Regions from separate parts of the Homo sapiens genome. Here region 1 is linked to region 2. A link is an interaction called in ENCODE POLR2A ChIA-PET data of the cell type or tissue named here. Cell type or tissue: CD4-positive, alpha-beta T cell. All regions are shown on one strand. Each heading gives the region's core, and the rest is flanking DNA. Links, peaks and the distances in the headings are about the cores only.

Region 1 (2,500 bases), core at 1-2,500, 180 kb before region 2:
TCAAGACCAGCCTGGCCAACATGGTGAAACCTCATGTGTATTAAAAATACAAAAAATTAGCTGGCTATGGTGGTGGGCGCCTGTAATCCCGGCTACTCAGGAGGCTGAGGCACAAGAATCGCTTGAACCTGGGAGGTGGAGGTTGCAGTGAGCTGAGATTGTGCCACTGCACTCCAGCCTGGGCAACAGAGTGAGACTCCATCTCAAAAAAAAAAAAAATCTTGAGATGAATGGGCGCATTAAGAGAAGAGATTTTAGGTTGGGCTTGGTGGCTCACACCTGTAATCCCAGCACTTTGGGAGGCCGAGGTGGGCAGATCACGAGGTCAGGAGATCGAGACCATCCTGGCTAACACAGTGAAACCCCGTCTCTACTACAAATACAAAAAATTAGCTGGGCGTGGTGGCGGGCGCCTGTAGTCTCAGCTACTCGGGAGGCTGAGGCAGGAGAATGGTGTGAACCCAGGAGGCAGAGCTTGCAGTGAGCCGAGATGGCGCCACTACACTCCAGCCTGGGCGACAGAGCAAGACTCCGTCTCAAAAAAAAAAAAAAAAAAAGAAAGAAAGAGTAGAGATTTTAGCAAAATGCCTATGAATCCCCACCCCACCCACAGGCTGTGGTAGCCCAGCCTGGCCTCTGAGGAGTAAAGAGGTCCCAGGACTCAGGGTTGCCTCTCCCACTGCAGAGCATCCCGTGCAGCCCACAGAGACCCAAGTTACCCTCAGTGGCCTGCGGGCTGGTGTAGCCTACACGGTGCAGGTGCGAGCAGACACAGCGTGGCTGAGGGGTGTCTGGAGCCAGCCCCAGCGCTTCAGCATCGGTGAGTGGAGGGGGTAGGACCCAGTTATTTACCCAGCATGCACTGCACTGCGCTTCCCACAATGATCTTAGCAGCCCTGCCCTCACTCTCACTCCCTCTATGGCTCCCTACTGCCCTCAGGAGAAAGTAGCAGCTCAAACTGCTCCCATTGCCTTCTCTCGCAGCTTCCTCTCACACTCCAGGAGCCTTGCCCATGCAGGCCCTTCCCTGCCTCCTGCCTGGAATGTTTGTTTTCCACACGGTCCAACTCCTATTCGTCCTTCAAAACTCAGCTCAAAAGTTCCCTCCTCCAGCAAGACTTCTCTGCCTCCTTCTGGCCATGCCCTTGTTTACAACTGTCCCTTCTCCCTGGTCTGACACTGCGGGGTTGGGGTAGATGTGTCAAGGTATCTGGGGGCTCTTGGGGAGGAGGAAGATGCAGGAATCTGTTCATTGAGCGACAAATAAATGAATGCAAAAATAAGGAGGACACAGGCAAAACCCGGTGTGGTGGCTCACACCTGTAATCCCAGCACTTTGGGAGGCTGAGGCTGGAGGATTGCTTGAGCCGAGGAGTTCAAGACCAGCCTGGGCAACATGGTGAGACCTCATCTCTACAAAAAATATTTTTAAAATAGTGGGGTGTGGTGGTGCACACCTGTAGTCTCAGCTGCTCAGGAGGCTGAGGTGGGAGGATGGCTTGAGACCAGGAGTTCAAGGTTGCAGTGAGCCGTGACTGCACCACTGCACTCTGGCCTGGGCGACGGAGCAAGACCCTGTCTCAAAAAAAAAAAAAAAAAAAAAAAAAAAAAAAAAAATAGAAGAAGAAGAAGGAGAAGAAAGAAGAAGAAGAGGAAGAGGAATAGAAGAAGAGGGAGGAGGAGGAGGAGGAGGAGGAAGAGAACAACACAGGCTCTGTTGTCGGGTGCATGGTTATAAGAGATTCAGAGATCAAATGATCCCTGTTCATGCCACGGTGTCCTTTCAGTTCCAAGAGAACCAACTGGAACCCAGAGAACAAAAGAGTCAGGGTTGGTGGGGGGCAGGCAGGCCTGGGTCCAGGGGCAGCCACATGTGCCCTATGTGCAGGCTCCTGGAATTACAGAGTCTTTTTTTATCTTTTTGAGACAGATTTTCCCTCTTATTGCCGAGGCTGGAATGCAATGATGCGATCTCGGCTCACTGCAACCTCCGCCTCCCGAGTTCAAGCGATTCTTCTGTCTCACCCTCCCAAGTAGCTGGGATTACCGGCGCACACCACCACGCCCAGCTAATTTTTGTGTTTTTAGTAGAGACAGGTTTCATCATATTGGTCAGGCTGGTCTCGAACTCCTGACCTCAGGTGATCAGCCCACGTTGGCCTCCCAAAGTGCTGGGATAACAGTCATGAGTCACTGTGCCCGGCCTGGAATTACAGAGTCTTGAACACTTCCTGCATGCCAGGCCTTTATTTCTTGACAGCTACCGGGCAGGTGGGTTCTGTGGTCTCCCAGTGAGAAGCCCGTGGCATGTGCACCAGGATCAGCAGCAAGTTCATGGAGAAACCAGGCCCTCCTAGCTCCTTCCCTGAGGAAGAGGCAGGAGGTAGCCCTCTGCCAACCCACGCTCTCCCACCTCAGAAGTGCAGGTTTCTGATTGGCTCATCTTCTTCGCCTCCCTGGGGAGCTTCCTGAGCATCCTTCTCGTGGGCGTCCTTGGCTA
Region 2 (9,788 bases), core at 3,740-6,239:
ATCTCCTGAGGTCAGGAGTTCAAGACCAGCCTGATCAATATGGTGAAACCCCATCTTTACTAAAAATACAAAAATTACCCAAGCGTGGTGGCATATGCCTGTGACCCCAGCTACTCAGGAGGCCGAGACAGGAGAATTGCTTGAACCTGGGAGGCAGAGGTTGCAGTGAGCTGGGATCACGCCACTGCACTCCAGCCTGGGCGACAAAGTGAAACCCCGTCTCAAAAAATATATATGTATTATGCTAAGACACAAAAGATCACATATTTTATGATTCCATTTACATGAAATGCCCAGAACAGGCAAATTCATAGAAACAGAAAGTGGATTCGTGCTTGCCAGGAGCTGGGGAGAGGGGGAAGTGGGAAGTGACTGCTGATGGGGACAGGGCTTCTTTCTGGGGTGATAAAAATGTTCTTATGACCAGGAACAGTGCCTCACACCTGTAATCCCAGCACTTTGGGAGTCAGAGGCAGGCAGATCACTTGAGCCCAATACTTTGAGACCAGCCTGGGCAACATGGCAAAAACTCGTCTCTATAAAAAATACAAAAAATTTAGCCCAGCATGGTGATACATGCCTATAGTCCCAGCTACTTGGGAGGCTGAGGCAGGAGGATCATCGGAGTCTGGAGGTCAATGGTGCAGTGAGCTGTGATTGTGCCATTGCACTCCAGCCTGGGTGTTAGAGTGAGACCCTGTCTCCAAAAAATCAAATAAACAAAAAGCAAAAAAACCCACCCAAAAAACCAAAATAAATAAATAAATAAATAAACAAAACAGAAAATGTTCTTGGTTGGCTGGGTGCCCACACCTGTCATCCTGGCACTTTGCAAGGCTGAGGTGGGCAGATCGCTTGAGCCCAGGAATTCCAGACCAGCCTGGGCAACATAGCCAGACCCTGTCTCTACAAAAAATAAAAATAAAAACAAGCAGGACATGATGGTGTGCACCTGTGGTCCCAGCAACTAGGGGGGCTGAGGTAGGAAGATTCCTTGAGCCCAGGAGGTTGAGGCAGCAGTGAGCTATGATCGTGCCACTGGACTCCAGCCTGGGCAACAGAGCAAGACCCTGCTCCAAAAAAAAAAAAAAATAGAAAATGTTTTTGGGGCCAGGCACAGTGGCTCACACCTGTAATCCCAGCATTTTGGGAGGCTGAGGTGGGCGGATCACCTGAGGTCAGGAGTTCAAGATCAGCCTGGCCAACATGGTGAAACCCCATCTGTACTAAAAATACAAAATTAGAAAAAAAAAAGAGGAAACGTTCTTGACTTAGATAGTGGTGATGGTTGCACAAATATACTAAATGCCACTTTAATTTATTTATTTGAGTTGGAGTTTCATTTTTGTTGCCCAGGCTGGAATACAGTGGTGCGATCTCAGCTCACTGCAACCTCCACCTCCTGGGTTCAAGCGATTCTCCTGTCTCAGCCTCCCGAGTAGCTGGGATTACAGGCACCTGCCACCACGCTTGGCTAAGTTTTGTATTTTTAGTAGAGACGGGGGTTTCCCCATGTTGATCAAGCTGGTCTTGAACTCCTGACCTCAGGTGATCCACCTGCCTCAGCCTCCCAAAGTGCTGGGATTACAGGTGTGAGCCACTGTGCCTGCCTGGCCTAAATGCCACTTTTAAATGGCTAATTTATCTCAATAAAAAATAGAACCAAACCAAATTCTGGGCCTCCCTCAAGCTGGGAGGATTGCTTGAGCCTGAGAGGTTGAAGCTGCAGTAAGCTGAGATTGCACCCCTGCATTCCAGCCTGGACCACAGAGCGAGGCTCTGTCTCAGAAAAACAAAACAAAAAAAGTACTAGCTTCCTCTGGCTGCACCATATCTCCCACCCATCTCTCCTCCCATTAAATGCACCCTAACCTCAGTGCAGTTGGACTGGGACTAACCCGATTGTGGCCTCAGGGCCTTTGCACCTACCGTTCCCTCCCCCAGGAATGCATTTTACTAATCAGGCTTCTTACACAGAGTGCAGGGCAAGTAAGTTTCCCTTCAAGATCACACCATCCAGGGCTCGGGTACCCCCCTACCCTCAAGTCTGCTCACCTGGGGGCCCTGCTGGAGTCGTTAGCAGGGAGGAGAGCCGGGTCCAGGAGGCCAGAGGCGTTGACTGAGAGAGCCACGCAGCGGGCAGCCGACGATGGCAGGACCCTCATGGTCTGCTCGCTGGGTGGGTACAGCGTGGCGCCCAAGGCCACCCACAGCGACAGCGCCAAGCCCGCGCCTAGTCCCGCGAGGACGCCCTGGGGGCAGAGCCGGCGTCAGGGAAGGGGAGGGGCCTGTCCGGCCCCGCCCCTCCCCGCCCCTTGCCCCGCCCCCACTCACCGGTGTGTTGCAGGCCGGCAGGAACATTCCCAAGATGAAGGCTCCCAGCAGGGGGCCGCTGATGACTCCCATGACGGTGAAGGAGCCCTGGGAGAGTAGGTGGAAGTGGGGCTGAGGGCGGAGCCCTCCCACCGCTCTGGGCCTCAGTTTACCCGCTGGGAAAGCGAGACCTCAGGAACTCCAATGTGGGTCTCAAGGACTCCTCTGTGTCTCAGTTTCCCTAAAGGGGAGAGGACCCCCCCCCCTTGTTCCTGCCTATCTCCCTTGGGTTGGAGGCAAAGACACTGATTATCTCTTGGGGGTGGCAGTCCCACCCTCAAGCCAGGGAGACCCTTTCTTCTTCTTTTTTTTTTTTAGACAGAGTCTCACTTTGCTGTCCAGGTTGGAGTGCAGTGGCGCGATCTTGGCTCACTGCAACCTCCATAGGGAGGCCCTTTCTGTCGCCACCTCCCCCTTCCCAATTCCCCCACCCCAAGCCAGCCAGCTGCAAAAAAGTCCCCTGATGGCCTCTGGCATCAAATAGAACTTAGTTCTTAATCTCAGCGACTTGGAAGGCTGAGGCGGGTGGTTGCTTGAGGCCAGGAGTTCAAGACAAGCCTAGGCACGAAGCGAGACCCTGTCTCTAAAAACAAGTTTTAAAATTAGCCAGGCCAGGCGTGGTGGCTCACACCTGTAATCCCAACACTTTGGGAGGCAGAGGCGGGTGGATCACTTGAGGTCAGGAGTTCGAGACCAGACTGGCCAACATGGTGAAGTCCCATCTCTAATAAAAATACAAAAATATAAGCTGGGCGCGGTGGCTCACGCCTGTAATCCCAGCACTTTGGGAGGCCGAGGAGGGCGGATCACGAGGTCAGGAGATCGAGACCATCCTGGCTAACACGGTGAAACCCCATCTCTACTAAAAATACAAAAAATTAGTCAGGCGTGGTGGCGGGCGCTTGTAGTCCCAGCTACTCGGGAGGCTGAGGCAGGAGAATGGCGTGAACCCAGGAGGCTGAGCTTGCAGTGAGCCAAGATGGTGCCACTGCACTCCAGCCTGGGCAACAGAGCGAGACTCCGTCTCAAGAAAAAAAAATACAAAAATATTAGACGGGCATGGTGGCATGCACCTGTAATCCCAGCTACTCTGGAGGCTGAGGCAGAATTCCTTGAACCCAGGGGGTGGAGGTTGCAGCGAGCTGAGATCATGCCACTGCACTCCAGCCTGGGCAACAGAGTGACACTCCACCTCAAAAAAAAAAAAAAAAGAAAAAAGAAAAAAATTAGCCAGGCATGGTGGCACACACCTGTAACTCCAGCTACTTGGGAGATTGAGGTGGAAGGATGGCTTGAACCCAGGAGCTGGAGGTTGCAGTGAGCTATGATCGGGCCTCTGCTCACCAACCTGGGACAACACAGTGAGACCCCATCTCAAAAAAAAAAAAAACATAGAAGTGAGTTCTGCCACTGACACATGTGACCTCTCTGAGCCTCAGTTTAATGGGAAAGAGGGAAAGGTGCCCCCACCTCTCAGGAGACCAGGGCAGGGGGCAGGTGGGGTCTCACCTGAAGGACACCTCCTCCGAGCAGTGAGGACAGGGCTGCCACGGTGAGACAGGCCGATCCGTAGATGAGTGCTGTAGTGGATGAGGATGGCACGGTCAACGGGGAGGGACTGCCCTGGCCTCCCACCCAGGTCTCCCTGAAACTCACAGAGCCCCTTGGAGATAATCACGAGTTTCCTGGGTGCCAGGCTCCGCAGCCGAGGTTTGATGAGGTCTTCTACAGTGACTGCAGCCATAGCATTGATGCTGGTGGATGCTGTGCTGTGTGAGGAAGGCAGCGGGGGGTCCTCAGGCCATATGGAGAGACCGTCCACACCATCTGGCCTGCCAGACCTCACCCAGCCTGAGGGCAACGGTGGGGGTAACCCAGTCCTGCAAAGGTGAAGGAGATATTTGCCCCTCCCCTCCCCGAAGACCTGAGACATCCCTACAGGAGCAAGGACACCTGTGACCAAGGGCAGGTGGGACAGACAGGTGGGTTCTGGTTCCAGAGGGACTGCAGTCACATGTGGGAGATTTGCAAAAGGGACAGTGAGGGCATGTGACCAGAAGTCCCGGAAGAGTGGAAACCACCTGAGTGTGTGGCCTTGGAAGGCAGAAGCAGGGGACTGCTTGGTCATGGCTGTGCCCCAGGGTTTAGAACAACAGTACCTGGGCTGAGCACGTTGGCTCATGCCTGCAATCTCAGCACTTTGCGAGGCCAAAGCATGCAGATCACCTGAGGTCAGGAGTTCAAGACCAGCCTGGCCAACATGGCGAAACCCCGTCTCTACTAAAAATACAAAAATTAGCCGGCTGTGGTGGCGTGGACCTGTAATCCCAGCTACTTGGGAGGCTGAGGCAGGAGAATTGCTTGAACCCAGGAGGTGGAGGTTGCAGTGAGCCGAGATGGCACCACTGCACTCCAGCCTGGGTGACAGAGCAAGACTCCATCCGGAAAAAAAACAAAAAAAAACAGTACCTGCCACATAGTAGATGTTCAACAAATATTTGTCTGGGGAGGAAGGAAGGAAAGAAGGAAGAAGAAGAGAGGAGAGTCAGGCGTGGCCCTGACAGGTGATAAGAAGGTAAACCCTTGCAGTTGGGGTCCCTGTGCCCAGGGCATGCTCTCTGCCAGCGCCTACCTGAGCTGTCTTCTAGGGATCAAGCAGGAACTGGGACTGATGGACAGGTCCAGAACATTCCATGCCCCAGAGGGATGGCAGGCCAGGATAAGGAGGCTCCCAGGGGCTGAAATAATGCTCCATGAACAAGCAGGGGTGCTCACCTGAGGGTGCCACTGTAAGCACAGGCCAGGAAAAGCCCGGGGACTCCAGGCAGATCTTCGAAGATGTCCAGCACCAGCAGAGGCATGTACTGGGGAGAACTGGGGGTCAGCCTCCCAGACAGCTGCACCCCGAGGACCGGGGCATCTATCTGTCCTGATGCTGCACGTCCCCAGCACCCAAGACGGACAGGGCTCAGAGTCGGCATTTAATATGCATTTAGTTTTTGTCTGTGGTTTTGTTTTGTTTTGTTTTGTTTTGAGAAAAGATCTTGCTCTGTTGCCCAGGCGGGAGTGCAGTCCCATGAATGTGGCTCACTGCAGCCTAGAACTCCTGGGCTCAAGCGATCTTCCTGCTTCAGTCCCCCAGTAGCTGAGACCACAGGTGTGCGCCACCATGCCTGGCTAATTTTTTTAAATTTTTGTGTAAAGATAGGGGTCTGGCCGGGCAGGGTGACTCACGCGTGTAATCCCAACACTTCGGGAGGCCGAGGCGGGTGGATCACTTGAGCTCAGAAGTTCAAGACCAGCCTGGCCAACATGGTGAAACCTCATCTCTACCCAAAATACATAAATTAGCTGGGTGTGGTGGTTGGCACCTGGAGTCCCAGCTACTTGGGAGGCTGAGGCAGAGGAATTGCCTGAATCTGAGAGGTAGAGGTTGCAGCGAGCGGAGATCGCGCCGTTGCACTCCAGCCTGCACAACAGAGCCAAACTCTGTCTCAAAAAAAAAAAAAAAGAAAGAAAAGAAAGAAAGGCCGGGCACAGTGGCTCATGCCTGTAATCCCAGCACATTCAGAGGCTGAGGCAGGTGGATCACCTGAGGTCAGGAGTTTGAGACCAGCCTGGCCAACATGGCAAAACCCCACCCCTACAAAAAATACAAAAAAATTAGCTGGGCATGGTGGCGCATGCCTGTCATCCCAGCTACTCGGGGGCTGAGGCAAGAGAATGGCTTGATCCTGGGAGCCAGAGGTTGCAGTGAGCTGAGGTTGCGCCACTGCACTCCAGCCTGGGCAACAGAGTGAGACTCTGGCTCAAAAAAAAAAAAATTGTGTAAAGATGGGGTCTCCCTATGTTCCTCAGGCTATAATGTGCATTTGTTGATCAACTGCATGAACCTGAGAATTGTCCCTGAGCCCCACTGTGTTCTGAGCCCTGGGATCCCTGTGAAGCAGGGACCCGTGTCATCCTCATTTTATTGATGAAGACTGTGAGGCAGAGAGTACAGTCCCTCCCTGAAGTTACACAGTCCAGCAGTCCCGGATCTGACCTCCAGGGAGGACTGCAGATGGGGTGGTCCCCCGTACCCTCTGCTAACTCTGAACCCCATGGTCAGAACTCTACTTGGGGTGTGACCTAGGCATGGGTCCTGGCACCGCCCCCCGACTTGCCCATTGACCTCAGGCAGTGACTTCCCCCCGAGCCTCAATTTCCTCATCTGTAAAGTTGGAGCCGTGACTGCCCTGCCTTTCTCAGAAGAAAGATTAGATGGAGAACTAACTGCTGGTGAAGGGAACAGCATGAGGCACAGAGTGGACGCTTGGGACATGGGAGACCAGAGCTGTCATTATTATTATCACCAACATGATTAGTTCCCGCTGGATTACAGTTTTTGTTTTTGTTTTTGTGGGTTTGTTTTGTTTTGTTTTTATTTTTGTTTGAGACGGAGTTTCTCTCTTGTTGCCCAGGCTGGAGTGCAATGGCGCCATCTCAGCTCACCGCAACCTCCGCCTCCCAGGTTTAAGCTATTCTCCTGCCTCAGCCTCCCGAGTAGCTGGGATTACAGGCATGCACCACCACACCCGGCTAATTTTGTATTTTTCAGTAGGGACGGGGTTTTTCCATGTTGGTCAGGATGGTCTTCAACTCATGACCTCAGGTGATACCCCTGCCTCAGCCTCCAAAAGTGCTGAGATTATAGGCGTAAGCCACCGCGCCCAGCCTTGTTTTGGTTTTTTTTTTTTGTTTTTTTTTTTTTTGAGATGGAGTCTCTCTCTGTCACCCAGGCTGGAGTGCAATGGCGCGATCTCTGCTCACTGCAACCTCCACCTCCCGGGTTCAAGCTATTCTCCTGCCTCAGCCTCCCGAGTAGCTGGGATTACAGGCATGCATCACCAGGCCTAGGTAATTTTTGTATTTTTAGTGGAGGGGGGTTTCACCATGTTGGCCAGGTTGGTTTCGAACTTCTAACCTCAAGTGATCTGCCTGTCTCGGCCTCCAAAAGTGCTGGGATTACAGGCGTGAGCCAACATGCCCGGCCTGGGTCATGGTTTCATCTCCTCCTGAGCATCTCCCAGGGGATCTTTGGAACTCTCTGGAACTCTAGATCTGAATGTGGCCCTTGTCTGCTCACACCTACTGAGGGCGGTCCATTGCCTCCCAGACTCACCTTTCCCATTCCTTGCAGATCCTCCTCTGAACTCTTTATTTTATTTTATTTTATTTTTTTGAGACAGAGTCTCACTCTGTCATCCAAGGTGGAGTGTAGTGGTGCGATCTCCCTTCATCGCAACCTCCGCCTCCCGGGTTCAAGAGATTCTCCTGCCTCAGCCTCCTGAGTAGCCGGGACTACAGGTGCGTGCCACCACGTCCAGCTAATTTTTATATTTTTAGTAGAGACAGGGTTTCACCATGTTAGCCAGACTGGTCTCAAACTCCTGACCTCAGGTGATCCACCCGCCTCAGCCTCCCAAAGTGCTGGGATACAGGCATGAGCCGCCGCACCTGGCCTCCTCTCAGCTCTTTCCTACTTCTTGGCCTTTGCACAGGCCATTCCCTCTGCTAGGAATGCTCTTCGACCTCAATCCCACCAAGCTAGTGAGGGAGTGCAGAGCCAACCAGGAGCCTGGGTGGGACTCACCTGGTCTGGGGCAGAGATGCGCCCCAGGAGGAGAGGGTCGCAGTCAGTGTAGAACACAAACATGACGATGCCACAGCAGGCAGCGCTGGACACGATCAGGAACAGGCCGACCTGGTTGATGAGCAGGGCCCTGGGGGAAGAGGCAGCCTCAGGCTTAGGGGATAGCCTCAGGCTGGTGGAGGGGGGCAGCATGTCCCAGAAACCCCGACCTTGCTCCCCGAAACACTCACAGCTTGGCCTGCTTCTCTGTGCGGCAAGCCACGTAGCGCTGCACCTGCGCCTGGTTCACGCCATACATGGAGAGCCACACCAACGTGCCACCCACCACAAAAGTCCAGAATGTATAGCGGCTCCTCGGGTCAGGGTTAAAGCTGGGTGGGGACAGGGCAAGTTAGCCACGTGGAGATGTCACGCTGACTTCACCCTCCCAAGGGCCCCAGACAGCGCTTCTGGACCTTATAGGGGACATTTGGAGTGGGTTTTGTTGGCCAGGCGCAGTGGCTCATGCCTGTAATCCCAGCACTTTGGGAGGCCAAGGCGGATGGATCACCTGAGGTCACAGTTCAAGGCCAGCCTGGCCAACATGGTGAAACCCCATCTCTATAAAAATACAAAAATTAGCTGGGAATAATGGCGGGTGCCTCTAATCCCAGCTACTTGGGAGGCTGAGGCAGGAGAATCACTTCAACCCAGGAGGCGGAGGTTGCAGTGAGCTGAGATCGTGCCATTGCACTCCAGCCTGGGTGACAGAGCGAGACTCCATCTCAAAAAAAAAAAAATTAATTAAATTAAAAATAAATAAATAATAAATGGAGTGGGTTTGACATATGCATAGGCATTTGCCAGATTGAAAATTCACGTATTTGTTTACTGAATCATCTATCCACGCACTTAAAAACCTTTCTTTGCCCAGCTGAGAGTTCAGAGAGGCTTTAGCCCCCAATCTGGTCTGAGGGGAGGAGAAGAGAGCAGCGAGGGCCTCCTGGAGCAGGAGGCATTGGCTGATTTCTACCATCCCACGGCACAAAGGGAGCCCAGCCCCATCCTCTTTTTTTTTTTTTAAAGATGGAGTTTCGCTCTTGTTGCCCAGGCTGGAGTGCAATGGTGTGATCTCGGCTCACCGCAGCCTCCGCCTCCTGGGTTCAAGCGATTCTCCTGCCTCAGCCTCCCCGAGTAGCTGGAATTACAGGCATGCGCCACCACGCCCTGCTAATTTTTTTTTTTTTTAGGGGGGGGACGGAGTCTCTCTCTGTCACCAGGCGGGAGTGCAGTGATGCCATCTCGGCTCACTGCAACCTCTGCCTCCTGGGTTCAAGCAATTCTCCTGCCTCAGCCTCCTGAGTAGCTGGGATTACAGGCGCCTGCCAGCATGCCCAGCTAATTTTTGTATTTTTAGTAAAGACGGACTTTCATCAAGTTGGCCAGGATGGTCTCAATCTCTTGACCTCATGATCTGCCATCCTTGGCCTCCCAAAGTGCTGGGATTACAGGCGTGAGCCACCGCGCCCAGCCTAATTTTGTATTTTTTAGTAGAGATGGGGTTTCTCGATGTCGGTCATGCTGGTCTCAAATTCCTGACCTCAGGTGATCCCCCCGCCTTGGCCTCCCAAAGTGCTGGGATTACAGGCATGAACCACTGCACCCAGCCTCTTTTTTTTTTTTTTTTTGAGACAGGGTCTAGCTCTGTCATCCAGGCTGGAGTGCAGTAGTGTGATCTCAGCTTGCTGCAGCCTCCACCTACCGGGCTCAAGCAATCCTCCAGCCTCAGCCTCTCAACTAC

What was found. ChIA-PET counts read pairs that join two places held together with the same protein. Peaks named below come from ENCODE experiments on the same cell type or tissue, not always from the same donor. Only the 100,000 strongest peaks of a DNase experiment are listed, where the experiment ranks them.
Region 1: POLR2A ChIA-PET joins it to region 2 with 5 read pairs; 2 of 35 experiments call an interaction of 5 or more read pairs at or near these places.

The regions. Positions count from the first base shown.
Region 1 is chr19:18,062,196-18,064,695 of GRCh38, reverse strand. IL12RB1 (interleukin 12 receptor subunit beta 1) reads left to right here. Exons shown (of 17, transcript NM_005535.3): 13 at 686-820; 14 at 2,419-2,500. Among named protein-coding and RNA genes, the nearest start is that of IL12RB1, 23 kb to the left of the region's middle. In CD4-positive, alpha-beta T cell, for the core only: no CTCF peak of the experiment used is centred there; a DNase peak (open chromatin) is centred at 1,125.
Region 2 is chr19:17,876,314-17,886,101 of GRCh38, reverse strand. It overlaps SLC5A5 (solute carrier family 5 member 5), which reads right to left. Exons shown (of 15, transcript NM_000453.3): 6 at 8,239-8,379; 7 at 8,009-8,138; 8 at 5,149-5,237; 9 at 4,030-4,142; 10 at 3,883-3,953; 11 at 2,335-2,421; 12 at 2,056-2,252. Among named protein-coding and RNA genes, the nearest start is that of SLC5A5, 9.3 kb to the right of the region's middle. RefSeq lists an enhancer at 7,761-8,260. In CD4-positive, alpha-beta T cell, for the core only: no CTCF peak of the experiment used is centred there; no DNase peak of the experiment used is centred there.